Regions from separate parts of the Mus musculus genome. Here all the other regions are linked to region 5. A link is a loop called in an ENCODE intact Hi-C map of the cell type or tissue named here. Cell type or tissue: left cerebral cortex. All regions are shown on one strand. Region 1 overlaps Pex11g (peroxisomal biogenesis factor 11 gamma). Region 2 overlaps Arhgef18 (rho/rac guanine nucleotide exchange factor (GEF) 18). Region 3 holds the start of Pnpla6 (patatin-like phospholipase domain containing 6). Region 4 holds the start of Xab2 (XPA binding protein 2). Region 5 holds the start of Trappc5 (trafficking protein particle complex 5).

Region 1 (5,000 bases), 210 kb before region 5:
AGGCCAGCCTGGTCTACAGAGTGAGTTCCAGGACAGCCAGGGCTACACAGAGAAACCCTGTCTCGAAAAACCAAAATAAATAAATAAATAAATAAATACATAGATAGATAGATAGATAGATAGATAGAGGTGGAAGGCCAGCAAGATGGCTCAACTCCAGTAAGCTGTCCTCTGAACCCCACTTGTCCACTACGGTACACACATGCCCCACATGCCCCACATGCCACATGCCACATGCCCCACATGCCTCACATGCAAATGTTTAAAAGACATTTTAATCAAATAATAAAAAAAATTAAACTTAGAGGACAATGACTGAGGAATGCCATCTCAGGTTGACCTCTGGCCTCCACATGCTCATGTATGCCCTCACATGCATGCAGGGGTAAGAAAAGTGATGGGGAGCCAGGGAGATGGCCCCATGGTTAAGACCATTGCTTACAGCAATTGGGACTTTAGTTCTGACCCCAATGCACAATGGCAGGCTGGGCATGGTCTTGTACAGTAATCCAAGTGCTGAGGGTTGAGGAGTGGGGACAGAAGGGCCACTGAGGCTTGCTGGCTGCCAAACTAGCCGAAAACACAAAGTCTGGGTTCAGGCCAAGACATGCCCTCAACAGAAAGGTAACAAGAGTTCCACATCCTCCTCTGCCCTGCCCTCAAAAGGTGAGGGCACACACACATACACACACATACACACACACACCACCACCACATACACACACAAACACAATCTATAAACTCATGTTTAATGGGACTGAAGGAGGGACTCGGTGGCTAGGACCAAGTGTACTGCTCTTGCAGGGGTGGATTGGGTTCCCAGCATTTATGTTGGGCAGCTCACCACTGCGGGTAACCAACCCCACAGATGCCAGCATCCTCCTTTGGCACAGGCACACGCACTCATATGCACTAAACCATCAACACAATAAGAAATCAATTCTTTCTTTAAAAGCTTTCAAAAATAAATGCATCCATTAAGAGAGAGTGATGACAGAGAGAGAGGAGTAAAGAAGCTGGAGATCAGAAGCAGAGACACATTCGAAGACACTGAGGTGTCAGCTTTGGAGGAGGAGCGGGGCACAAGCAGAAATGTGGGCTGGCTAGATGAAGACACACATGGACACACTGTGGAGCCTGCAGAAGGTCCTGGCCTTGCCCCACCTGGACTTTACACCATGGAGCTAATTTCAAGCTTCTGGCCTCCAGTACTGTGAACTAAATGACCTGTTGTTTAGATGATCCCATTTGTAGCCAACTTTTACAGCAGTTACCTTACCAGAAACAAAACAGAGGGATAAACATTGGGGGGGGGGGCTGCAGAGATGGCTCAGCAGCTGAGAGCACTGGCTGCTCTTGCAGAGTACCTGATTTTGGTTCCCAGCACCCACACAGCAGCTCACAACTGTAACTCCAGTTCCAGGGATATGACATCCTCTTCTGGCTTCTCATGGGGCACTGCACACACAGGGTGCACAGACATACATGCAGACAAAACATTCAAACACAGAGTTAAAAATAATAAATATAAGGAAAGAGATTCTAATACGTGAAGGGTGGCCAACTTTTGGGCCTCTGCTGAGGTAACAGCCATTGGGGACTTCAGGTGGCCCCTCTGGCAGATATCACTTACTTGACAGCTCCAAGAAGTAGAGAGAGAGTCCAGAGGGCTGTGTTCAGTGTCCACCACCAAGCAGAGTCCACCCGGAGGACCTTGGCATCGGCAGCCCAGGCGATATGCTCACAAGGATAGTACAGTTGGTCAGTCACATTACTCAGGACAGACAGCCATCGGATGAAGATGTCCTCCTCCTATAAAATCAAGGGGTGGGGACAGGCCTGCAAGTCAGACCTCCCCACTACCCATCTAGGATGGTCCCATTCTGACCCCACAAGCCTCCCCCATGACCACAGTCTGTGTTCTGGTGCCTGGGCAGTACAGCCTACTGCTAACAGCTGTGCAAGAAAAGAGCTAGGCCTGGCTTCCTCTCCTCATGCTCACTGGACAGCTCACTGGCCCTCAACTTAAGCAACGGAATCTCCTCAAGAGCTGTCAAAACCCTAAGTCACAAACATTGCAGGAGGACAGGGCTAGACACCAAAGTTTGTTGTTGCTGTTACTTAATTTTTACTTACTTCTTTGTGCCTGTAGCACACATATAAACACGCCCATATGTACGCAGTAACCTCCAGGGCCAGAAGAGGGCATGAGAACCCTGGAAGCTGGAGGTAGAGGCATTTGTGAGCAGCTGTGAGCAACAGGTGCTCTTAATCGCTGAGCCATCTGTCTGGCTCCACAAATTTTGTTTTAAAGAAAGGGTCTCATATATCTGAAGCTGGTCTCAAAATCACTCTATATGCGATTGACTTCTAGGGTGTGTGTGTGTGTGTGTGTGTGTGTGTGTGTGTGTGTGTGTGTGTGTGTGTGTTATATGCACATTAGTGCAAGTGCTTTTGAAGACCAGAAAACGGTGTGATGTTCTCTAGAGATGGAGTTATAGACAGTTGTGATTCCCCTAGTGGAGGGGTGTCAACATAGGGAGGGTGTGAGAGTATAGGTGTGTGTGTCCACAGCATGTGTGTGGCGGTTGGAAGACAAGCTCACTGCCATCAGTCCTTGCATTCTATTTTGATGGGGACAGTCTTTCTCCCGACTCCTCTCACCAAGCTAGCTGTCCTTCATGCTTCTGGGGACTCTCCTGTCTGCACATGTCACCTCCCTGTAGAAATGCTACTGTCAGAGGCATTACCTTAACAAGATGTATGTGGGCCTGAGATTCGAACTCAGGTCCTCATACTTGTGCATCAAGCACTCTATCCACTGAGCCATGTGCACAGTCTGTCCTGTTTGTTTGTTTCTGAGACTGTCTCTCTCTCAGTCCTGAAGCTCACTAAATAGGCCAGGCGGCCTGGGCAAATGGGATTCCCCCAAGGATCTTCCCATCTGTGCCTCTCCAAAATGGGATTACAAATGTGGGCCTCCACCCCCAGCTTATTTTACATGGGTTTTGGGAATCACACTCAGGTTCTCAGGATTACACAATTATTTCACCGACTGAACTATCTCCCTAACCCAGATCTTAAACCTCAGATCCACTTGCCTCTATTTCTCAAGTGCTAGGATTACAAGTGTAGGCCACCACCCCTGATGTGGGGACTTTCGAAGTGTGTGTGTGGGGGGGGGGGGGGAGTGTTCTCTGTCCATCTAAACTCAGATGATCAGTTTACCTGCCTGGTGAGTTTGGGAGTATGGCTCAGCAGCAGAGCCCCTGCCTAGAATCCTCCACTGAGGGGCAGTATATGTAGCTTAACAGTAAAGTGCTTAAGTAAAATGTGCAAGGCTCCAGTTCTGTGGCCAATACTACCATAACAAATAGTAAGATCACCCAGTAGGAAGCACTTTGGAGCAAGCCCTTAAAACATCCATGGAAGCCACTGCTCTTGATCCTTGGGAAGTTCAATTTCCCTCTCCCTACAGCCCCATTAACCATTACCTTTGTTCCCAGGCCATACTGCTTAGTGTAGACAAACATGGCCAGGTCATCAAAGAGTCTCAAGACAGTCCTGCAATGATTGAACTGGGCTGACACCACCAGCAAGCGCCTTCCCACTTCGGACCTGTTGGGGCATTGTTCCACTAGGACCCCACCGATCAGCTGGCAGCAATACCCCAGTGTCCGGATCTGTGGGAGACCAGAATCGGTTACCATGGTTCCAATCATGGCTGAGCTGCAATCCCCTACCACACACCCAGCCATGGACACTTTAGGATGGAAACTGGAAAGAGTTGCTGGGCACGGTGGATCAGGCCTATACTTGTCAGTACTTGAGAAACAGAGGCAGGAGGATCACCTCCAAGTTTAAGGCCAGCCTGGGCTACTGAGATCCTGTCTCAAAAAAACCCAGAAAGTTCTAAGAGTCATCAAACTGCCAACCCAATCTGAAAGGTTTTTATCTTTTGTTTCTTTCTTTTGGTTGCTGAGGCTGGGTCTCACGTTCACCTCACTCACTGCATAGCCCAGCAAGTCACTGCCATGCCCCTGCCTCAGCATCCGCAAGGCTGTAATAACAAGCATGGGGCACTTAATCTGGCTAAAACTGAAAGCTTCTTTCGTTCTCTCTTCCTTTTTTAAAAGATGTAACATTATTCTAATTTGTTAATTTGAGACGGGGTCTCCGTAGCCCAGGCTAACCAGACACCGTGGTCATGATTAGAATTCCTGATCCTCCTGTTTCCACCTCCCAAACTCTGGAATGAGAGGTGTACAAGCATCTGGTGTACTTGAGACTGAGACCAAATCGTGCACAATGCACAAGCACTCTACCAATTGAGCCAACATCCCAGGCAAGGCAGAAGTTAAGAGGAGAGCTTGACATCAAAATCCAAAAAGTGCCACATAGCCGGGTGTGGTGAGGCACACCTGTCATCCCAGCCAGTATTTGGGGAGCTGAGGCATAAGGACAAGAAAGTTCAGGGTCAGCCTGGACTACAAGGTAAGTTATAGGCAACCAGAACTTCATAACAAGGTCCTGTTTCAACAAAGAAAGAAGAGGGGAAGAGAGGAGAGGGGAAGGGGAGGGGGGGAAGAGTTGCCATGGGGAGTCCCATTAGAGTGCTAGCTTGCTCACCAATGGTTGAAATGACAGAAAACAAAACTATTTCCCACCTCCTGGGCTCTCCTTTGCCCACAGGCAGGGGCATAAGGCTCTTCCGCCTAGCTCTGCCTTTAGCAGGACTGAAAAAGCAGTCTAGGTGGCAAAATAGCCATTTGCTTGGAAGACTTTAGAGAGGGGCCATTCAGTAAGACACTTAGAACACGGAAATTTAGCAGGCTCACCGCCCTTGTATCTTTGTTTCTTTTGTTTTGAGACAGGGTATCCTGTAGCCCAGGCTGGCCTTGAACTCCTGATCTTTCCATTAGAAGTGCCGAGATCACTGGCTTGTGCCAATATATCTGGTTTGTGCGGTGCTGAGGAAGGACCTAAAGGTTTCGTCTATG
Region 2 (5,000 bases), 320 kb before region 5:
TTCTATTACATTTCTTTATATGTATGTGTGGTGTGCACATGTGTGCATGTGTGTAGAGAGCAGAGAATAACCTGTAGAAATCAGTTCTTTCCTTCCCACCATATTGGTCCTAAGAATCAAACTCAGATCGTCAGACTTGCTGGCATGCACCTTCTCCTAACTGAGCCAAGTCGCCAGCCCTGTGTTGCTGATTTTCAGGATGATTTTCTGTGGGGGATGGGAGCATATGAGTACAAGCACCATAGGAAGCCAGAAGAGGGAGTTGGATTCTCTGGTGCTGGATTCACTGCTTATAAGCTACCTACCTGGTAATAATGCTAGGAATCAAACTCAGACGTTCTGGAAGAATAGCACATGTGCACGCACGCACACACACATGCATGTACCCATACACACATGTACACATGCATGCACACAAACACACATACACACATGTACACATGTATGCACACACATACATGCACACATACACACATGTACACACATGTACACACATGTGCACACACACATACAGAAGTCAGGAACAACTTTTAGGATTCGGTTCTTTCCTTCCACCATGTAGGTTCCAGAGATCTTCTGGTCTGGGGGCTAGAGCCATCTACCAGCCCTTGTTTTGTCTTTTTAGAACAGTCTTTTCAACCAGGCTGAATCCAAACCCATCCTGATCCTCTTGCCTCGGTCTCCCAAATGCTGAGATTACAGCCATGCAGCTCCATGCTCAGCATTGATTGTTCTAGTTTATTACTGGCTACACTTGTCGATCTCTGACTATGTCTAATTGAACTTCATCATAGGTATGTGAGCCTGGGGGAAAGTTTGTATGCAGCAGCTATTGCCATGGTTTCAGGCAACCACTTAGGACATTCAAATGCACTCCATGGACTGGAGTGATACTCAGTTGGTAAAGGAAAACACATTAATGATTAACTCAAGAGTCACCAATAATCAGTCAGTGCCAAACTAAGGGAAAGAATTAAAATCACTCTGCTTTGGAACAGTTTTAGAAAGGTAGAGGCTAGATTTGAATTCTCTACTTCTTTCTCCTTATCTTCTATCATCTCCTTACTGTCCACTGTCTGAGTCTGAATAGGTGCTAGACTGTATGTTGCCTTGTAAATCTATCCCAGTGTCTGTGTGTCCATGACTAAGTGCTTTGCTCTGTATTTATTGAACTGCAAAGAAAGAGCCACAAAGGGAAGGAATGGGTTTTTTTTAAGAAGAAGGGTTGAAGTCACCTGCTCCAGCTGACTCATGTAACAAACACAACTGGAAGCAGACTTATGAGCCTATGTTGAAACCTCATTTATGGTAGTTATTTGTCTTATAAGGTTCTTTTAACCTGTTGGCTATTTGATAAACAACTAAGCTGAACCATCGAACATGAGATGCTGGACCACATTCTGGTCCCTTGCAGAGAGCCTTTGGGTTCTCAAGGGTGCCCCTTCTCTCCTTGTTCCTTTCCTCTCTTCTGTTTCTCTTCCTTCCCTTGCTCTTCCTTCCTTTCCTCTTCCTCCCCTCCCCTCTGTTCCCTCTTGTTTCCTTCCCAGGGGAAGATAGCAGTCAGCCAAAGTCAAAACATGTAGGACGCACAGAGAGAAGACCAGAAAGAGACTTTGGGGACTATTTGGGTTCTGAGGGGGGAGGATTCAGGATCGTCTCTGGCTTGGTGGGGGCAGAGGCGGGATGGGAGTGGGTCAATGGTCGGGTGCAGGGAGACAGGATCATAGATAGTCCCAGGTTTACAGTTACGGTGGTTGGAGATCATGTGCCTCACACCACTATTCTGGAATTTGCTTTCAGTACAGTATTGCCTGAGTTTCATAGACAATTCAATATTTTATTATGAGGGAAGAGGGACTATGTAAGATGAGTTTGCCTTAATGTGAGCTTCTGAGTGTGTCCTGAACCAAGTAGGCAGAGCCTGGAATTTGGGGCCATTCGAGAGGAAACCAAGCATGGGGCTTCTACCACCAGGGGGCAGCACCCGCATGGACAAGTGTAAGTTTGCCATGTACCTGCACATACACGGCTTTCAAAACCACCTAATATTTGTTATTATTTTACATTCCCATGCCCTCCCAACCTATCCGCTTCTCTTGCTTGACTCCCCTCCCTTCAAATAGTTTTCATTTCTGCATATATATATATATATATATATATATATATTCAAATATATCATTATTCTCTTGACTTCCTCCTTTCCCTAGCTTTGACTTCTTTCTCCCTCATACCATACTATACTAGTCCCTCTCTCTCTCTCTCTCTCCCCCTCCCCCTCTCCCTCTCCCTCTCCCTCTCTCTCTCTCTGACAGTTTCATGTAGCCCAGATTGGCCTCAAACTTTGTATAGCCTCTCTCATACATATAAATATATATATATACTCTAGATTATGCATGTGAAAGAAAACATGCAACATTTCTATTCCCAACTCTGCTATACCTCACTCTTGGTGATCTTCAGTTCCATCCACTCTTCTATGAATGACATAATTTCATTCTTCACAGCTACATGAAGTTTTCAGTCCATTTTAGCCTTGAACTTCTGATGTTCCTGCCTCCACCTCCTGAATACTGAGAGTCACACTGTCTACAGCCACACCTAACTACACCTTGATGCTCAGATGTGGGTCCACCTGCACAAGTTGGAACTCAACACCTGTCATCCCAGTCATGAGGAGACAGAGGCAGGAGTCAAGAGGACCAGGAATTCTGGGTTGTCCTCTGCTCTATAATAATATTGACCAGCCTGGAGTACTTGAGGCCTTGTCTCAAAAAAGTCAGTTGCCTAGCATGAAGGAAGCCACAGGTTCTGTTCTCAGCACCACATATACCAGGCATGGAGGTACATATGTGTCATCTCAGCACCCAAGAGGTTAAAGGACAAAGGTTAGATGTTAAGAGCCATCCTCAACTACACGGTGAATTCCAGGTCAGTCTGGGTTACTCAAGATCCCTTCTAAAAGAAAATCTATATTCTCCCTCATATGTAGACTCTATCCTACAATGCACACAAGTATACTACACAGTGTAAGCAGCTGTAAGTGTAGACACAGCCTAACCTTGATGGAGCTAAGGGTGAGATTAGATGATGAGAAAGGGCATGAGGCAGGAGAGAGGATATAAAGCTGTCTTAGTCAGGGTTTCTATTCCTGCACAAACATCATGACCAAGAAGCACTTGGGGAGGAAAGGGTTTATTCAGCTTACACTTCCATACTGCTGTTCATCACCAAAGAAGTCAGGACTGGAACTCAAGCAGGTCAGGAAGCAGGAGCTGATGCAGAGGCCATGGAGGGATGTTCCTTACTGGCTTGCTTCCCCTGGCTTGCTCAGCCTGCTCTCTTATAGAACCCAAGACTACCAGCCCAGAGATGATCCCACCCACAAGGGGCCTTTCCCCCTGATCACTAATTGAGAAAATGCCTTGCAGCTGGATCTCATAGAGGCATCTCCTCAACTGAAGCTCCTTTCTCTGTGATAACTCCAGCTGTGTCAAGTTGACACACAACTAGCCGGTACAAAAGCTAACAGGTTTTCCTAGTTTCAGCTCTGCTATGCTTTTGGTGTTGTGTGTATGGTGTATACGTGCATGGAGATGTAATTGGAAGTGATAGCGAATCCTCACAGCTTCAACGAGAGGCTACTCTGACAGCACAGAATTCACGGAGATGCACCAAGTGAGGCACAGGGTGGGTGTTGGTGTGAGTGGCTTCCCTAAACCAGTTGTGTGATCTTTTTATTTGAGTTAGTCAGAACAAAGTGATTTTATTTTTTTTTTGGTTTCAAAAAAATTGACATTAAAAGAAAAACAAGAGCTAGAGAGGTGCCTTAGCAGGTAACACGCTGGCTTTGCAAGTTTGAGGACGTAAGTTTGGGTCCCAGGACCCATGCAAAAACAGCTGAGCACTGTGGTGTGTACTTAAAACCCCAGCTCTGGACAGTCAGAGACAGGCAGACAGACCACTAGGGAACACTAGCCAGACAGCATAGCCTAATGGGAGAGCTCCAGGCTAATGAAAGATATTGTCTCAAAAATAGTATGGACATTGATCCTCAGGAGTGACTAAGATTGACTCTGACCTTCAAGTGCATATTCAAGCACACATGTACACCATATACCAGAGTCATACAGTCACAAAATCATGTGTATGTGTGTGTGTGTAATAGAGAATTTTCACATTTTCTATGTAAATAGATAATTGCCCTGTCAAACACACAATGAGCACAGAAATACACAGAGAGGCAGACTGACAGACATAACCAAGCTCCCCTCAGATGCAGGGTGGGCTTGTTGTCTCTCAGGAGTGTCTTGTTGGGCCAGAGTGAGTGGCCCCCTGGGTCTGGACTGAAGGAGACCTGGAGGCGCTGAGCCCTGCTTTGCCTGTAGCCCCAGGATCTGCCCCTCTCCACTGTTACAATGTCTAGCTCTCCTCCTCCAACCCAGGCTCCCGTAAGCTGATGTCTCTGGCAGGCCTTGAAGGCAGTCTCCGCCCTCCCCCCCCCCCTTGCTGGCAGGGATCCCCAGTCTAAGCTTCTGCTCCCTGGGGCCGATCTGCACCCTCCTCACATGCATGAGGTACCCATGGCTGACTCGGTGCTCAACCACTCCTGGCCGGCTCTCTCCAAGCTGTGGCTGAAGAGATGGGCATTTAAGCGAGGTAAGGAGGCAAGCAGTGGACCGCCACCCAGTCAGACACCCCTAAAGCACTGGCTAATCGTCCGCACGGGAGGTTTGTTTTTGCTTGGTTTTTTTGTTTGTTTGTTTGTTTGTTTGTTTTTTTTCTTAGCTGATTGACAGGCTTTGCCCAAGTCAACCTCAGAGACTATAACTGCCAATTTTTCCCAGAGCACCAAGGACCTTAATGAACATTGGGGCTCCTTTTTTTTTCTCAGAGAAAACGTTTCCCCAAGGCTCTGTGAGAAATTTACAGTAGGAAAATCCACCACATCACCAGCTGGTGAGCTCCCTTCGGGAGCTTGGTAACTGAGCATGGGTCCCTAG
Region 3 (5,000 bases), 160 kb before region 5:
CGCCTATGACACCATCAAGGTCAGCCATCTCTACCATCTCCTCCCTGGGAGTCCTGGCTTCCCCTTCCCCTCCCCTGAACATTTTCAGCCCTGAGTTCCAAGAGTCGCCTGGCTTCACAAAGTTGTCCTGGCTTCACAATAGTTGGAACAGGTAAGACTCAGAAGCTATATAAAGTCCAAAGGAAGAGTGGCCAGGAACTGGGTTTGGAGTAGTTGGGGTTGTTTGAGTCATCCTGGAAGAGTAGCCTAGGATGTACCATAACTGGATTCAGTTGGATGGGCAGGAAGGGACGGGCTCCCATGGTCCCTCATGGGTACAAAAATGTGCCAGTATTTTCTCTCTCTCTCTCTCTCTCTCTCTCTCTGTGTGTGTGTGTGTGTGTGTGTATGTGCCCCCCCTCTGTGTGTGTGTGTGTGTGTGTGTGTGCGTGTGCATGCATGTTACATGTATCAGAGGACAAACCACAGGAATTGGTTCTCCTCCTTCACTGTATGGATCATAGATCTGAACACAAGTTACCAGCTTTGCAGCAAGTGCCTTTACCTGCCACACCATCTCACTGGCTTCCTCCCTCTCTCATACCATCTTTTATTAAAAACCATTTACTTATTTAGGGGTGAGAGGAGGTTGTGCACAGCACAGTGTGTTTGGAAATTAGAGACGACTTGTGGAAATCAGCTCTCTTCGTCCACCATGTGGAGTCATCAGGTTTGATGGCAAAACTTTTATTTCCCCTCTGAACCTTCTCACATGTCTGTTAAGATCTTTCCTTTGAGAGTGAGCTTGAACGTCTGCCCAGTGTCCACCACCTGAGAGCTGGGCTTATAGATAGATGCATACTATCACCTCCATTGTATGTGGTCCTGGGGGTAGCAATCAGGACTTCCTGCATACTATGCAGTCACTCTACCAGCTGAGACACACATTCAGCTTAGGGGCTTTTTCAAGACCACCCTAATACCCAACTACAGCAGGGACAACAGGGTCCCCCTGTACAACCCTCCATGTTTCCTCTATACCTATTGCTACTTGCTGTCCATACACAGACCATTCATATTCCTCACTATCACTAGATAGACAATGACCACTTGATTCTCCTTGATACCCAGCCCCCCAGACTCCTTACAAGATGTTTGCTGGGTAAATTCTGCCTCCCTGCTACCCCACAGTCCTCTGTGCTCTCATCTAGGAAACTACAGCCTGCAGGAATGCTACTTCTTCTTTGTACCCTATAAGACACCACACACATACACATGCACACACACACAAGGCAAATATACATAACTATCCAAAAGTCAGTGCAGCTAGGTGGCTGCTTGGGACATTCCCTTCATCTCTTGAGAATTCTAGATTGAGGAGATGGGAGCCCGAGGAAGAGCATACTTGTAGAAAGGAACATCCAAAGACTGGGAGGCAGAAAGGACCTGGAGAAATAGCAGTGGTGCCAGGAAGTCACAGGGAGAATGTTCGGGGACTCTGCCTCATTCTGAGGCACTGGCAGTGGATGTGTGCACTCTTTCCCACATGGATAGAAGCTCTACCACAGGTACATTACTGTCACCCAGGCCCTAAGCAGCCACACTGAGTCTCGCTGCAACACTTGGATATCACGCAGGACCCGTGGATGCAGGAGTTCAGGCCTTATGCCCACTAACTCTTTTACACTGTTCCAGCTGAGATGCTGGGTTACTAAATACCAGTCTAGGCTTCTGGCCCGCAGCAGAAGGCACTGAACCAATGAGCCTGAGACCTGCGGCCACATCCGGGGATAGGGAAGATTTCTACAGTGAAGCAAGCCACAAAGCAAAGGTCCAGAAATGAGACCCAGAGTGGTCACATCAGAGCAACAGCAGGATGTCCAGTTGGCCGGACCTAAAGAGCACTAGAGGTCAGGACCATCTTTCATGCTGAGTTCGGGGAATCGTCTCTTTCCAGCACCCAGGAGGTACTGGCACAGAGAAGAGTGAGCTCCAGGCCTACATCGAGCAGTGCCAGGATAGCCCCACATCTGGCAAGTTCCGTCGTGGCAGTGGCTCAGCTTGTAGCCTTTTCTGCTGCTGTGGAAGGTTGGAGCCCCAGATCTGGGTTGTGGATTGATTAGAGGCTGGGGGAAGAAGTGTGTGCCAGAGAGACTGGGTGCCTCTTTTTTCCATTTCTCTCTTCCAGGGACTCCCCGGAGGACCATTCGCTGCTGGTGAACTGATCCAAGATGATTGCCACTAGACTTTATCCCCATGTACTGCTGGGACCCCAGCTTATTTATTTTTAGAATTTGCTTTAAAAGATCTGCGTCTGACAGGCCTTGTGAGGGCTTGGGCTGATCGAATCGGACACAGGGGAAAGGGAGGGCATGTAGGGCGGCTGTTAAATAAAAGGGAATGTAAATGCGGTGGTCTAATTTGTAACAGGTGAGGCAGCCCTTTCATAAATCGTCAGCTCCTTTAAGAGGCCGCCACACTAGGCATGGCTGGCGCAGTGCGACCTTCCAAGCATGGCGGGAGGCGGGGATGGGGCGTGTCCTGCAGCGGAATAATTTAAAGGTGCCGCGTCTGAGGCAGCGGGCAGAAAACTAGGGGTGTTGGCCGAAGCTGGGTGGACCTGGTTGCAGCTCCTGAATGGTACGAGTTTCCATCGACCGAGCAAAGGTGTCCCTTCGAGGACTGTTAGAGAGCTTCAGCTTTGCCCCGGATCGATTTGTCCTGATTCCGGGTAGGTCCCGACTTTTTGATGCTCCAATACCACCCCACCCCCATTCCTAAGTTCCTTGTCCCGGTGTTTCCGCATCGGTAGTCAGATGCGACCTGGAGTACGGAATGGAAGTAGTCAATCTAACAATTTTCCAGGTAACATCTCAGGGCCCTGCGATCCTTCTAAATTCCCATTAATAATAGTCTAAAGGCATCAGAAAGATCTCCAGCGTCCCAGGAGAGTCCCGGTAGCGTTCCTACCTTCCCCGGTATCTTCCTGGAAGCTCCTAGACTCCTAAGTAGTTATGTGTATCTCCGGATCTCAGTAACTTTCCAGTGCGTCGTTCCTCCTACCCTCCCCCAATTCCGGCGTCCCTGGTTACACATCCTGCATCATTTCACTAATCCCAGGGATGCTCCGCACCGCGAGACCCGGTAACTTTCCTTTTACGTGACAGTTAAATCTCCAAGCCCGAGCCTATAACACTTTGGGAGCTCATCTTACTCCGATGGCCCTAGAGCCCCCTTTTCAATAGATTGCACAGCAGTGCTTCCAGTGCACGCCCCAGCTTCCTTGATGGGCCCAGGCTTGGGTCAGGAGCCCAAAGTCCAATTGTCCCTCAGCCTCCTGGCTTACAGGTCCTGGTTTCTTCTGGAGTGAGACATCGCGTCTTTACAGGGTGTAGGAAGGGGTCTCGCCTAAGGGTTGGTTAATCAAGAGTAGTCAGACATACGGAAGGCCAGGCTAAGGAAGGAACCACTGCCAGAAGAGATCATGGCTTAAGGGCACCTGCCAGCGAGCTGCTGACTGTGGGTGCCAGGACGGCTACCCTTTTGGCCACAGGGTGCAGATGAAAACGTTACGGAGTCTGGTCCGCCTTATGCATAAGTGAAGTAGGACAAAGAGCTGGGGGCTGGTCTCATCCCTTGATCTGGGCGGGGAAATCAACTTGCCCCTATCCTTCTGTCTAGCAGTACCCCTCTAGACGCTCTCACCCCAACCCCGGCGAATGGAGGAGTCACTCCAGCCAAAGGTATCTAGGGGGCGTGGCTTGTGAGACGAGCTAGGGGTAAGGAGCCTGTAGGCGCTGCTGGGTAGGCTTGATTGACATCTTGTTCTGGTCCCTTTTGCTCCTCGATTTCCAGGACTGCAGGCTACAAGACCTGCTACCTAGTCCGAAACAATCGATGGAGGCCCCACTGCAAACCGGAATGGTAAGAGTTGGGGAATTTTTGTACCGGACTACAACTCCCGGCGGTCTTGCCGTGCACCACGCGATTCTCTCTCCGAGAACCAGGCATGTGCAGGTGAAACTACGTTTCCCGGCATGCATAGCGGGAGACCTAGTCTCTCGGAAGGCTTAGTTGCTCCCCCCACGTAGGGGGATGGGAAGGAAACCGCATTGACCCATTCTGCAGATGGGGACACCGAGTCACGAACTGAATACAACCTCCTCCGGGGCAGAGGTGATTCAAAAGACCCTGGAGGAGGGCTTGGGGAGACGGATATGCGTTGCCCAGCCTGTGCCGTTCGTTCCGCAGGTGCTGGGCGTGATGATCGGGGCCGGAGTGGCGGTGCTGGTCACCGCCGTGCTCATCCTCTTGGTGGTGCGAAGGCTGCGGGTGCAGAGTGAGGATTCGGGGGGAACCTTTGAGGGAATACTATAGGGATGGAGGGGAAGCTGCAAAACCTGGAGAAACCAAGCGGCTGGGGTGGGGATTTGTTGAAGCCTGCGTGGAGCTCAAAGCACCATCTTCCCTCCACCCCCTTCCCCGTCCCCAATCCCCAGAAACTCCAGCCCCGGAGGGTCCCCGGTATCGGTTCCGGAAGCGGGACAAAGTGCTTTTCTATGGCCGGAAGATTATGCGGAAGGTGAGTTCCAAGACCTACTGCTGGTCTGGCTGACCACAGCAGCCCAGCCCTTTCCTATTTACACGTTAGTGACCCTCTCTGCCTTCTTAGATCTCCTTAGAGCTCTCCTTCCTCTCCCTCCAATTGACTCAATATTCTAAATTCTCCCAGGTGTCACAGTCCACTTCTTCCCTGGTGGACACATCAGTCTCCACCACTTCCCGGCCCCGCATGAAGAAGAAACTGAAGATGCTTAACATTGCCAAGAAGTAAGGCAGACTCTGAGTGTATTGGGTATGAGACGGGTCAGCTCACACCGGAGTTTTTGCATTTCTAAGTTCTTGAAACATACTGATTGTCTGGGAAATATTCCCATAGTAGAGGGACATCTCAAGGCCCTCAGTTGGCAGGGGCTATCTCAGGGTTCTGCCATCTCAGACATGACACTTCCGGTGTGGGC
Region 4 (5,000 bases), 55 kb before region 5:
CCCAGTGGGTAGAGTCACCTGCCACTGAGACTGAGTCCCATGGTAGGAAGGAATCAACTCCTTACGTTGTCCTCTACCTTCCACATGCACACAGTGGCAGGCACATGACTTGCCTCTTACACATGTTAAAATTAAAAACAAACAAACAAATAAACAAAAAGAAGTAGAAAGATGGCTCAGTTGGTACGCACAAGCATGATTGCCTGAGTTCAGATCTCCAACACTCACGTAAATGCCAGGCATGGCAGTATGTATCTAAAAACCCCAATGCTGGGCAATGCCAGGCATCGCGTTATGTATCTATACACCCCAGTGCTGGGCAAACACAAACAGGTCCCTAGATCCCTAGGGCTCACTGGCCAGCCATTTAGCCCGCCAGTGAGCTTCAAGTTCAGTGAGAAGACTTTGTCTCAAAAGTCAGATGGAGAGCAACGGAAAGTCAGCTCATGTCTATTTCTGGTCAATGCGCATTCATACACACACAGCCCATGCACTTACAATACACGCTATAGTTAAAAACAAACAGGGCTGGAGACATGGCTCAACAGTGAAGAGTATGTACTGCTCTTGCAAAGGACTGCACTCATTCCAGGCAGCTCATAATTACCTATAACTCTAGACTAGGGCCTGTGTGGACACCTGACTCACATGCACATACCCACACAAAGACATCCACATAAACATAATTTTAAAAATACATCTTTAACAAGCAAACGGACACAACACAACAAGGTCCCAGACATGATTTCTTCCTCTATTGAAGCTGGATCACCAGATATTAGCTAAAGCAGTGGTTCTCAATCTACGGCCACTATGCCTTTGAGGACCAAAAAAATCCCTTTCACATGGGCTGCCTAAAAACACCAGAAAACACAGATATTTACATTATGATTCATAACAGTAGCAAAAGTACAATTATGAAGTAGCAATGAAAACGATTTTATTGTTGGCAGTTACACAACATGAGGAACTGTATTGAAGGATCACACATTAGGAAGGTTTCAAACTACTGTGCTAGATAGAGTGTTAGTTTAGACCTCTGGCTCTCAGCACTCAACTGCCCACACAGATCTCTTAGTTGTTAAGGAGACTCTGCCCAGATATCAGCTTTGTTCAGTAAATCTCACTCCCTGGCCCCAATCCTCACACTCTTAAGAAGTCTTTGACAATTTCATACATATATACAAGGAGTTTTGGATATCTTCACCATCCATTATTTTCTCTTATGCCCTTCCCATAATCCCTAGCGTCTCACAGCACTAGGGCCAGAGGCCTGGCCGCTGTCATGGACAGCTGGTTGTATCCAGGCACCACACACTTCCTCCCGGACATCAGGCTTTTGATCCTTCACGCTTACACTATCACCACCGCACCTATCTTCATACCTGGCCTGTATAATAACATTTTAAAGTTTTGTTTTGTTGCTCTTGAGACAGGGGTCTCACTATTTGTTCTAGCTGTCCTGGAATTCACTATATAGACCACACTGGCCGCAAACTCACAGAGATCCACCTGCCTCTGTCTCCCAAGTTCTGGGATCAAGGGCATTCACCACCACACCCAACCCAAAGTTTTAAAGTTTTTAACTTATTATTTTCCCCAGCCTCTTCTCAGGTGGCAGATACCGGTGATCTCCATGAGTGCATCAAGCCGTTATCCAGAATCCAGAACACTAGCCGGTCACTATGCCTATCAAAATCCACGTCGATTCACTCTCATTCCCCTCCTGGCCTCTTAACCTCAACAGCAGCTCCTCACTCGAGCCATGAGGGTACGTACGGTTCTTTATTCCCGGTCTGATCAGTGTTTTGACATGTCGCCCCATGGACTGGGGTCTAGTCCCCCCCCGCCCTCCCCCCCCGAGAGCCAGACTCCGATCCTGTAAGGTATCCAGCTTTGGATCTTCCCTAGCGAATCACCCTCCACCTCGCTGCAGACTTACAAAAACAAGGTCCGGCCGCTCGGAACGCGGAACTCGCGCCATCACCACCATCTTCCTGGCTCTCCAGGTACAGACGAGAGTCGCGCTCTAGTGGCGTCACGCACAGAAGGCCCGCCCTCTTCGAGACAGACCCGTTTTCTATTGGCTGCACCGCACTTTGACAGCACCGCTTGCTCTGTTAAATTTTGAGTGGTTAAGGAAGTGACCGGAAGCAAAGGGGCGCCGGAAGATGACGTCACAGACCCGGGTTCCTGACCACTCCGCTTCCGTATTGGCCCTTGGGCAGCACCAATGAGGTTTTGCATTACTGGACAGTCGACTTTGGGCGGAAGTGGCTTCGTAAAACCGAAGAGCGAGATGGGGGTGAAGCTGGAGGTGTTTCGGGTCAGTGAGTTCTAGGCGTTGGACGTCTGGACCCGGGGTCTTTCAGAAAATGAAAATAGATCTTGGAAGTGAGAGAAGCGCAAGGCAGGGAGGCGTTCCACAGAGAAAGTGTCTGAGACTTGTACTGGCACCCCAGCAGAAGGAGCACTAGATGTGGGGGCTTAGAATGGAGGGAAGCGTCTCAGAGATGGGAGAGCTGAAGAGGGTGGTTCAAGGAAGGGAGGCTTCAGATCCAGAGTGGGGTTTCCAGAAGGAGAGCCCAGAGCTCATGATGGGTCTCAGATAGGATTTCTAGAAGTAGGAGAATATATTTGGAAAAAAAAAAAAAAAAAAAAGAGGGCCCTCTATATGAGATGCTACGGGTGGGTATCAGATTGGGAGTTAATAACATCTCAAGGATATGTGTTTGTAGTAGGAACCCTTGGACTGTTAGTCTCTCTCTTCCTTTCCCTCTCTTCTACATCCTTCGTGCACGTGTGCCTGTGTGTGTGTGTGTGTGTGTGTGTGTGTGTGTGTGTGTTTGTGTGTGGTGGTGGTGGAAGGGAGTCGTGGACAGAACTACTACGAGTAAAATCTGCTTGATCATGAAAACCAGGCTTTAAGGTGCCAGGTTTCTGTTCTCCGGGTAGGATTTCTGGGGTTCCCGGGGAGCCCCTGAGGCTGAGCTCCGGACCTGTCCTTTGGGCTTCCCTGCAATCTCCCTGTGCTCCACCCACCTCTGCTTTTACAGATGTCCCTCTACCTCACTTTCCCCGTGGTTATGTTCTGGATCTCCAATCAGGCTGAGTGGTTTGAGGACTATGTTGTCCAGCGTAAGGTGGGTATCAAAGTGCTTGATGGATAATTCCTGCGGAAGGGAGGGTATGAAGCACCAACTTGCTATTGAGATCCATTGTCTGCCTCTCATGAGTCAACCCTGTTGTGGATGTGGGGCTCTGGATTCTCCTGCCTTGTGTTCTCACCTGTGACTTTGTTCCACAGAGGGAGCTGTGGCCAAGAGAGAAGGAGGGTCAGGTCAGTAACCTGTTTTCCCCAAGGAGCTGAGTCACTCTTACCTAGTTGGGCTTGGAATAAAGATTTCACCCTCAGCCATAGGTAGGAAAGTGGAAGCAGCAGACTGAGTAGGAATTCCAGACTAGCCTGGGCTAGAGACCTTGTCTCCATAAAGGTTTCTTGTTGTTTGTGATGGTGTATACCTACGGACACTTGGAAGGAGGAGTAGGAGGAGTATCAGATTGAAGCTAGCCTGGGCTGCATGGGGATAGAGAGAGGGAGACAGGAGAGGAAGCTGTAATTCCAGCATTCCAGCACTCAGGAGATGGATGCAAGAGGATTGAGAATTCTGGCTATTCTCTGCCGCCTGGTGAGCTCAAGGCTAGCCTGTAGTATATGAGACCCCATCTTAAAAAGAGGGGAGGGCACAAATGGTGTCACATATTACCTTTTCCCCGAGGGATGAAGCTGAACTCACTTGTACAGTGATTGTGATTGGCATGGGGCTCCCAGTGTGGATACTGAACTCTGAAGCCAAAGGGAGGATAGTGTGAGTGAGTCCAGGCTGTGAGGCCTGTACTCTTCCTTCCTTCCCATCACACCCCTTTCCCCATTCCAGCGCCAGGAGCTAGAAGAATTTAAGCAGAAGATCCGGAAGCAGAAAGAAGAGAGACTTCTTCAAGCTGCCCAGCAGAGCTCCTGAGACCTTCAGTTCCTCAAGTCCCAGCTCCCTTCCCCACCACAGAAAATAACACACACTCAACTCTTTGTTGCTAGTGCCAAGTGTTTTATTGTTTTCAGGGGCCAGTGGGAGGCCCAGGATGGCTAGAACTCTCAAGGAGCTTGTGTCTGGGGCTGGGGGCTGCTGTTCCTGCGGAAGCTGAGTGCAGCAGGATCCTGAGGGGTGAGCAGGGGTTGAGGGCTGAGGGTCCCAGGTCGTTTCTGCATTCCATCCTGGGGATGAAGAAGGGTCAGACGGAGGGAGGGGACCAAGGAAAGTGCAAGTCAGAAGTGCCTCCAAACAATGTTTTTTTTTCGTCTGCTAATTAGGGTGGTGGTATTTGGTCAGACATTGGCCTGTTAGTGTATACCTGTAATCCCAGTACTCAAGAAACAGGCAGGAGGATTATTTTGAGTTCAAAGCTAAATACTAAAACAAACAAACAAACAGTTGAGTTGAGAAGATAGCTCAGTCATTGAAATCCTTGCTATGCTCATTTGAAGACCTGAGTTTAAGCCAGGTGTGGGTTTATGCACTTGTAATCTCAGTGCTTAAGAGTCAGGAGGATCCCAAGGGCTTCCTAGCTAGAGAGCCTGATCTACCTGGAGTTCCAGGGCACTGAAAGCTCCCAGGGCAGGAGATTGACTTCTGGCCTCCACCTGCGTGTGCACACGTGTGCCCGGAGCTCTAAACATGTATGCTAATGTACACAGACATAGGGCTGGGGCTGGAGCTCAGTTGATAGAGACTGCATCAAAGCCCTGGGTTCTATCCCTACCCACATACATCACTCATGGTGACTCACACCTGTTATCCCAGAACCCAGGATGCACATGTAGGAGAACATGCCAGCCAGAGCTACATGAAACCCTGTCTCAAAAACAATAAAGCAAAACACTCCCAAACAGAAGCCCTACTCTTCATTGATTTATAGGGGTATGCATTCATATGCCTTCCAGG
Region 5 (5,000 bases):
TGTCAGCCTGGTCTGAACATTCAAGGTTGTCTTCTGGCCTCCACAGGCACATAGCCCCCTCCTCTTTCTTCTCCTTTTCTTTTCTGAGACAGGATCTCATTATGTAGACATGGCTGGTGTGGACCTCCCTGTGGAGACCAGGTTGTCCTTAAACTCATAGAGAGCCACTTGCCTCTGCCTATTGAATGCTGGTATTTATTCGTTTATTTTTAAAATTTTGAATTCTTTAGCTAGAAAGCCCCACATTGTTTTCATTTCTTCTCATAGTTCTTTTAATTCTTCTCTCAGATATCACGCCCTGATAGCAGCCCCGCCTCCCTCCTCTCCTCCAGCTCCCTCCCTTTCACCATCCCTCTCCCCCAGATCCACTCCTTCAGAAAAGGGCAGGCCTCCCAGGGATCTCAGCCAATCAAGTTGCAATGAGACTAGGTACATCCTCTTATATTTAGCCTGGACAAGGCAACTCAATAGGAGAAAAAGAGTCCCAAAAGCATGCTAAAGAGTCAGAGATAGCCCCTGCTCCCACTGTTAGGAATCCTACAGGAAGATCAAGCTACAAAACATAATATGTAGTCAGAGGATCTATGTCTGACCCACGCAGGCTCCCTGACTGATTGGGAAGGGAGGAGAGAGAGAGAGAGAGAGAGAGAGAGAGAGAGAGAGAGAGAGAGGCGGAGAGAAGAGGAGAGGCCAGCCAGGAACCTGTGGAGAGAGGGGGAGGGGGATGAGGAGAGAGGGAGAAAGGGGTCAGGGAGGGAAGAGAGTCAGAGAGAGTAAGAATGTCTTCCTGTGGGGTCATGCTCTCCCCTTCAGCTTCTTCAATCCTTCCCCTAATTCAAACATAGGGGTCCCCGACTTCAGTCCAATGGTTGGGTGTAAGTATCTGCATCTGTCTCAGTCAATGCTATGAATTTTTAAATTAAGCATATGGGGCAGTGGCATGGTTCATCTGTAAAGCACTTGCCTAGCCATTGTGAGGCCCTGGGTTTCATCTGCAGCATTGTAAAAGACATAATTAAACCTGCACCTGACTTATGCAGGTTGGAGATATGAATAGACTCCAGGAGAAAATGACCTACATTCTTTCTGCCGCTTGTGTTTCCTCTTAAAAAGATCAGCTAAACACGGGAAGCTCTGGGCACATATATCACCTTAATTTTGTTGTCATCTTGGTCTACATAGCAAGACTGTTTCAAACAACCACCAACCAACCAATATACAGCACAAAAAATTAAGGGGCTGGGGAGGTGTCTTAATAGATAAAGTACAATTGTAAAGATCTGAGTTTGATCCTGAGTACCTACATTAAAAAAAAAAAATTGCTGGGTGTGTTGGTCACACCTGTAACCCCAGAACTGCCAGCCAGTGAGGTGTTTGTGGGGCAGACAGAAGGATTTTCTGAGATGCTTGACAGCTAGCAGAAATGGTTACCCCAGGTCCAGTAGTTAGACCCTGTCTTAAAATAAGTTCCAGAGCAATAGAGATAGACTCAGTGTCAACCTCTGGTCTCTGCACACAGGAGTGTTGGGCACATGAGACACACTGACACACAAAGGGAGGATAAGGATGGTCAGACGCCTCCGCAGGTAAAACTACTACTACTTCTAAAACACTGCAGCTACACCATCTGTGAAAGATGGAAAAACACCCCCAGATCAAGCGTTCTCCTTCACCCACTGGTAAAAAAAAAATCACGTGTCAGGGGAAATTGCGTGTAAATACATCACGTCTACAGTTCACGTACTTACATACTTAAGAAGATACGTGCCCGAGGGCATGCACGTGCTCCTGGGATAGAATACTTTGCATACTACACTCTTGCTCAAAAGCCAGCTTTTATAGCAAGATCTCATAGCCCAGTGCCCACCAGCGTTCTGCGCCGCGGGGCTTGGACACGGGCGCCCCCTTGCGGCCCCTCTCGGTCACCGCATTGCCCCGCCCTCCGTGCGCAAACGAGCTAGCCCGCGCACGCCTGCGCACTCACAGGCCTTTTACGACGCCATCAAGGAGTTCCGCTGACCCGCCCGCAGCACAGTTCCGGTTGAGACCTTTCCCCGCCCGAGAACCTTCTCCGGCGCGCTCGGGCCTCGTCTTTTTTTCTGTGCGTCCGGAGCAGCGTTCCCGGGTCAGTCTGCTTTGGGTTTCCCCTGGGGGTGATGCGGGTTCCGCGGTCCCGGCCGGGCGTCCTAGAGCAGCCCAGTCGAGCATTCTGCACGGTTCCTTTCCCCAGCTGGGGAGCCGGACGGTCCATCCTAATCTCCCAAGACCTGGCCCGTGGGACATGCTTTGTAGGGGAGGGTTGTCGGCTCCAATCCATTCTCCAGAAGCCATGAAGGCTTCACCTGGTGGTCTCCATTCACTGTTGTGACTCCCGGCTGCCGGCACGGGAGGCCCAGAGGCTCTCACCGCTTCCTCCTGCCTCCTCCACTAGTGTCCCCATCATCCGTGCAGTTTTCTAGAGACTTTGTGGGAGTATGAGTTCCGACGGGATCTCTTTTAGAGTTAAGGGTCACCGTGGAAACGGCTTCCTTCATGACAAATAGACACTTCCGCCGCTCCCCAACCTCATGTTACAGGGTTGGGAATTTTTTGCACCCCCTCCTGGCTTGGCCTTGGCTCACCGGTGTCCCTTACTGTCACATACTTTTCTAGCTTTCCTGGAGGGGTTGGGCAGGAAGGTCTCTAGGGTAGTCAGAGCTGGAGCACATGCCGGCTAGGGAAAACATAATTGACTGTCCTTTGTCCCCTCTCCATTCACCAATGTCCCGCCCCCGCTTTAAAGACAGAGTGTATTAGTGCTTTTCTCCTTCTTGTTGTGGTCATATATACCCGACAAAAGCAACCAGAAGAAGGAAAGGTCTGTTTATTCGGCTATTGACACATGGTTTCAGGAGCATGAGGCCGCTGGCATTGCATCCACAGTCGAATGCTGGCGCCAAGATCACTTCCTTCTTTTTACCTTAGGGTGGTGATGCCTGTATTCATACTGGGTCTTCCCTCTGGAAATCCAGAGACGTGTTTTCATGGTGATTCTAAATCTAGGTCGTGAAGACGAACCATTGCACAGGGTCTCACTGTGCTCTAGGCAGTCCTGGAACTCACCCGGGCTGGCCACTTTCTGCCATCTTACTGCCTCAGTCTCTGGAGTGCTGGGGCTGCAGGTGTGCTCCTCCAGTTTTGTGGCCTCTCTGTATTCCACCTTTTTGATTGATTGATTGACTAATTAAATTTTTTTGAGACAGTTTCTCTGTGTAACAGCTCTGGCTGTCCTCAGTCTCACAGAGATGCCTCTGCTTCCTGAGTGCTGGGATTAAAGGTGTGCATTCATCATGTGTGGCACCTTAAGTTTTAACCATTCCCCTGCCACATGCCAGCTTCTTAAAAATTACATTAAAATTTTTTTTAGATTTATTTATTTACATTTAAAAAATTTATTCATTGCATGTTTGTGTGCACATGTGTGTATTTGTGAGTGTGCATGGGGGTAAAGGGCAACTTTTGAGAGTGAGTTCTCTCCTTGTACTCTGTGGGTTCTGGGATCAAATGGGGCTTATCAGGCAAGTGTCTTTACCTTCTGAGCCATCTTGCCAGTTCCACTGATAGTTCTTTGGGAAGACTTCTTATTTGTTTGAGCTTGATTTTATGTGTATGTGTGTTCAGCCTGCATATATGTATGTGTAATGTGTGTGTGCCTGGTGCCCTAAGTGGTTAGAGGATCTACTAGATCTAGTTACAGGTTGTTGTGAGTCACCATGTGGGTGCTGGAATTCAAACTCGGTCTCTCTATAAGAGCAACAAATGATCTTCTTTCGCTCCAGCTTTTTTTTTTTTTTTTTTTTTCCTTTCAGTAAGAAAGGGTCTCATGTAGCCTAGGTTGGTCTCAAATTCCCTATGTAGCAGAGGATGACCTCAGACTCCAGATCCTCTTGCCTCTGCCTTCACCTCCTGAGTTCGGGGATTACTGATGTATGCTCGGAGTGCACTGTACCGACTGAGCCTTACCCGCAAGTGCTTTTCATGAATAAGAAATCTCTTGAGTCTCCAACTTTGGGGTAGTTTCTATCACTCCCTTTTATTTCCCTTGAAAGATTTCTTTTTAATTTTAATTGTTTTTATTTATATGCATGTGTGTCTGAGTATGGGTTTGTGCGTGTGGTGCAGGGCAGGGACCAGAGGCATTGATTCTTCCTGGAACTGGAGTTACAAGTGGTTGTGAGCCATGTGGAGTGGGTGCTGGGAACTGACTTAACGTGCTTTGCAAGAACAGTATGTGCTTTGACCTGCCGAGCCCTCTTCTCTAGTCCTCTTCGTTTCCCCTTTGACAGGCAAGATTATAAAGCTCTCACTCTAGTATTTGTGCTTTGCTTGCTAAATGTTATGGGGTGTGTTTTACCAGCAGTTTAATGTCCGCTTCCCTTCTGGTCTGTTTGGCACTAAAGTTCTCAGCGCTAGTCCAGATGGGTTGTATAGGTATCCTGGTTCTCCGTGGTGCCAGGCCTCATCCACCCATTGCCCTGACTTCTGGTCTCCCTGCAGGACTGCATCATGGAGGCGCGTTTCACACGCGGGAAGTCGGCGCTGCTAGAGCGCGCACTGGTGCGGCCCCGCACCGAGGTGAGCCTGAGCGCCTTTGCCCTTCTCTTCTCCGAGCTGGTGCAGCACTGTCAGAGCCGCGTTTTCTCTGTGGCCGAGCTTCAAGCACGCTTGGCTGCCCTGGGCCGACAGGTGGGCGCCCGAGTCCTAGATGCCCTGGTGGCCCGTGAGAAGGGTGCCCGGCGTGAGACTAAGGTGCTGGGCGCATTGCTCTTCGTCAAGGGTGCGGTGTGGAAGGCACTGTTCGGCAAGGAGGCGGACAAGCTGGAGCAGGCCAATGATGACGCCCGCACTTTCTACATCATCGAGAGGGAGCCGCTCATTAACACCTACATCTCCGTGCCCAAGGAGAACAGCACACTGAACTGTGCCAGCTTCACAGCGGGCATCGTGGAGGCTGTGCTCAC

What was found. A loop is a pair of places that touch in the nucleus more often than their neighbours do. Peaks named below come from ENCODE experiments on the same cell type or tissue, not always from the same donor. Only the 100,000 strongest peaks of a DNase experiment are listed, where the experiment ranks them.
Region 1: it touches region 5 in a loop (4-fold over the local background); 16 of 42 quality-filtered maps call a loop at or near these places.
Region 2: it touches region 5 in a loop (3-fold over the local background); 14 of 42 quality-filtered maps call a loop at or near these places.
Region 3: a loop joins it to region 5, with 6 times the contacts of the local background. A loop is called at or near these places in 3 of 42 quality-filtered maps.
Region 4: a loop joins it to region 5, with 4 times the contacts of the local background. A loop is called at or near these places in 31 of 42 quality-filtered maps.

The regions. Positions count from the first base shown.
Region 1 is chr8:3,462,289-3,467,288 of GRCm38, forward strand. Pex11g (peroxisomal biogenesis factor 11 gamma) reads right to left here. Exons shown (of 5, transcript NM_026951.3): 2 at 3,495-3,683; 3 at 1,634-1,812. It also overlaps a transcript of Tex45 not described here. Among named protein-coding and RNA genes, the nearest start is that of Pex11g, 2.9 kb to the right of the region's middle. In left cerebral cortex, CTCF peaks have their summits at 2,210 (motif pointing right) and 3,289; no DNase peak of the experiment used is centred here; H3K4me3 peaks cover 61 bases.
Region 2 is chr8:3,356,286-3,361,285 of GRCm38, forward strand. All of the region lies in intron 1 of Arhgef18 (rho/rac guanine nucleotide exchange factor (GEF) 18), which reads left to right. Among named protein-coding and RNA genes, the nearest start is that of Gm30369, 3.1 kb to the left of the region's middle. In left cerebral cortex, a CTCF peak has its summit at 1,975 (motif pointing right); a DNase peak (open chromatin) is centred at 1,971.
Region 3 is chr8:3,512,847-3,517,846 of GRCm38, forward strand. It overlaps Mcoln1 (mucolipin 1), which reads left to right. Exons shown (of 14, transcript NM_053177.1): 12 at 1-19; 13 at 1,937-2,067; 14 at 2,168-2,386. The coding sequence ends at 2,204. Pnpla6 (patatin-like phospholipase domain containing 6) reads left to right here and starts at 2,565. Exons shown (of 35, transcript NM_001122818.3): 1 at 2,565-2,710; 2 at 3,664-3,722; 3 at 3,835-3,903; 4 at 4,231-4,318; 5 at 4,479-4,561; 6 at 4,712-4,809. The coding sequence starts at 3,699. In left cerebral cortex, CTCF peaks have their summits at 2,484 and 4,218; DNase peaks (open chromatin) are centred at 2,518, 3,036, 3,973, 4,735 and 1 more place; H3K4me3 peaks cover 3,014 bases; H3K27ac peaks cover 3,149 bases.
Region 4 is chr8:3,619,286-3,624,285 of GRCm38, forward strand. Xab2 (XPA binding protein 2) reads right to left here and starts at 2,011. Exons shown (of 19, transcript NM_026156.2): 1 at 1,943-2,011. The coding sequence starts at 1,993. It overlaps Pet100 (PET100 homolog), which reads left to right and starts at 2,266. Exons shown (of 4, transcript NM_001195244.1): 1 at 2,266-2,326; 2 at 3,057-3,143; 3 at 3,308-3,340; 4 at 3,939-4,950. The coding sequence starts at 2,300. The coding sequence ends at 4,022. Pcp2 (Purkinje cell protein 2 (L7)) reads right to left here. Exons shown (of 4, transcript NM_001129804.2): 4 at 4,084-4,273. The coding sequence ends at 4,154. In left cerebral cortex, no CTCF peak of the experiment used is centred here; a DNase peak (open chromatin) is centred at 2,132; H3K4me3 peaks cover 1,825 bases; H3K27ac peaks cover 719 bases.
Region 5 is chr8:3,674,479-3,679,478 of GRCm38, forward strand. Trappc5 (trafficking protein particle complex 5) reads left to right here and starts at 1,999. Exons shown (of 2, transcript NM_025701.4): 1 at 1,999-2,125; 2 at 4,537-5,000. The coding sequence starts at 4,546. Gm45231 (a long non-coding RNA gene) reads right to left here and starts at 1,921. Exons shown (of 2, transcript XR_870093.2): 1 at 1,749-1,921; 2 at 1-128. In left cerebral cortex, a CTCF peak has its summit at 1,910 (motif pointing left); DNase peaks (open chromatin) are centred at 1,933, 2,455 and 2,738; H3K4me3 peaks cover 1,900 bases; H3K27ac peaks cover 1,420 bases.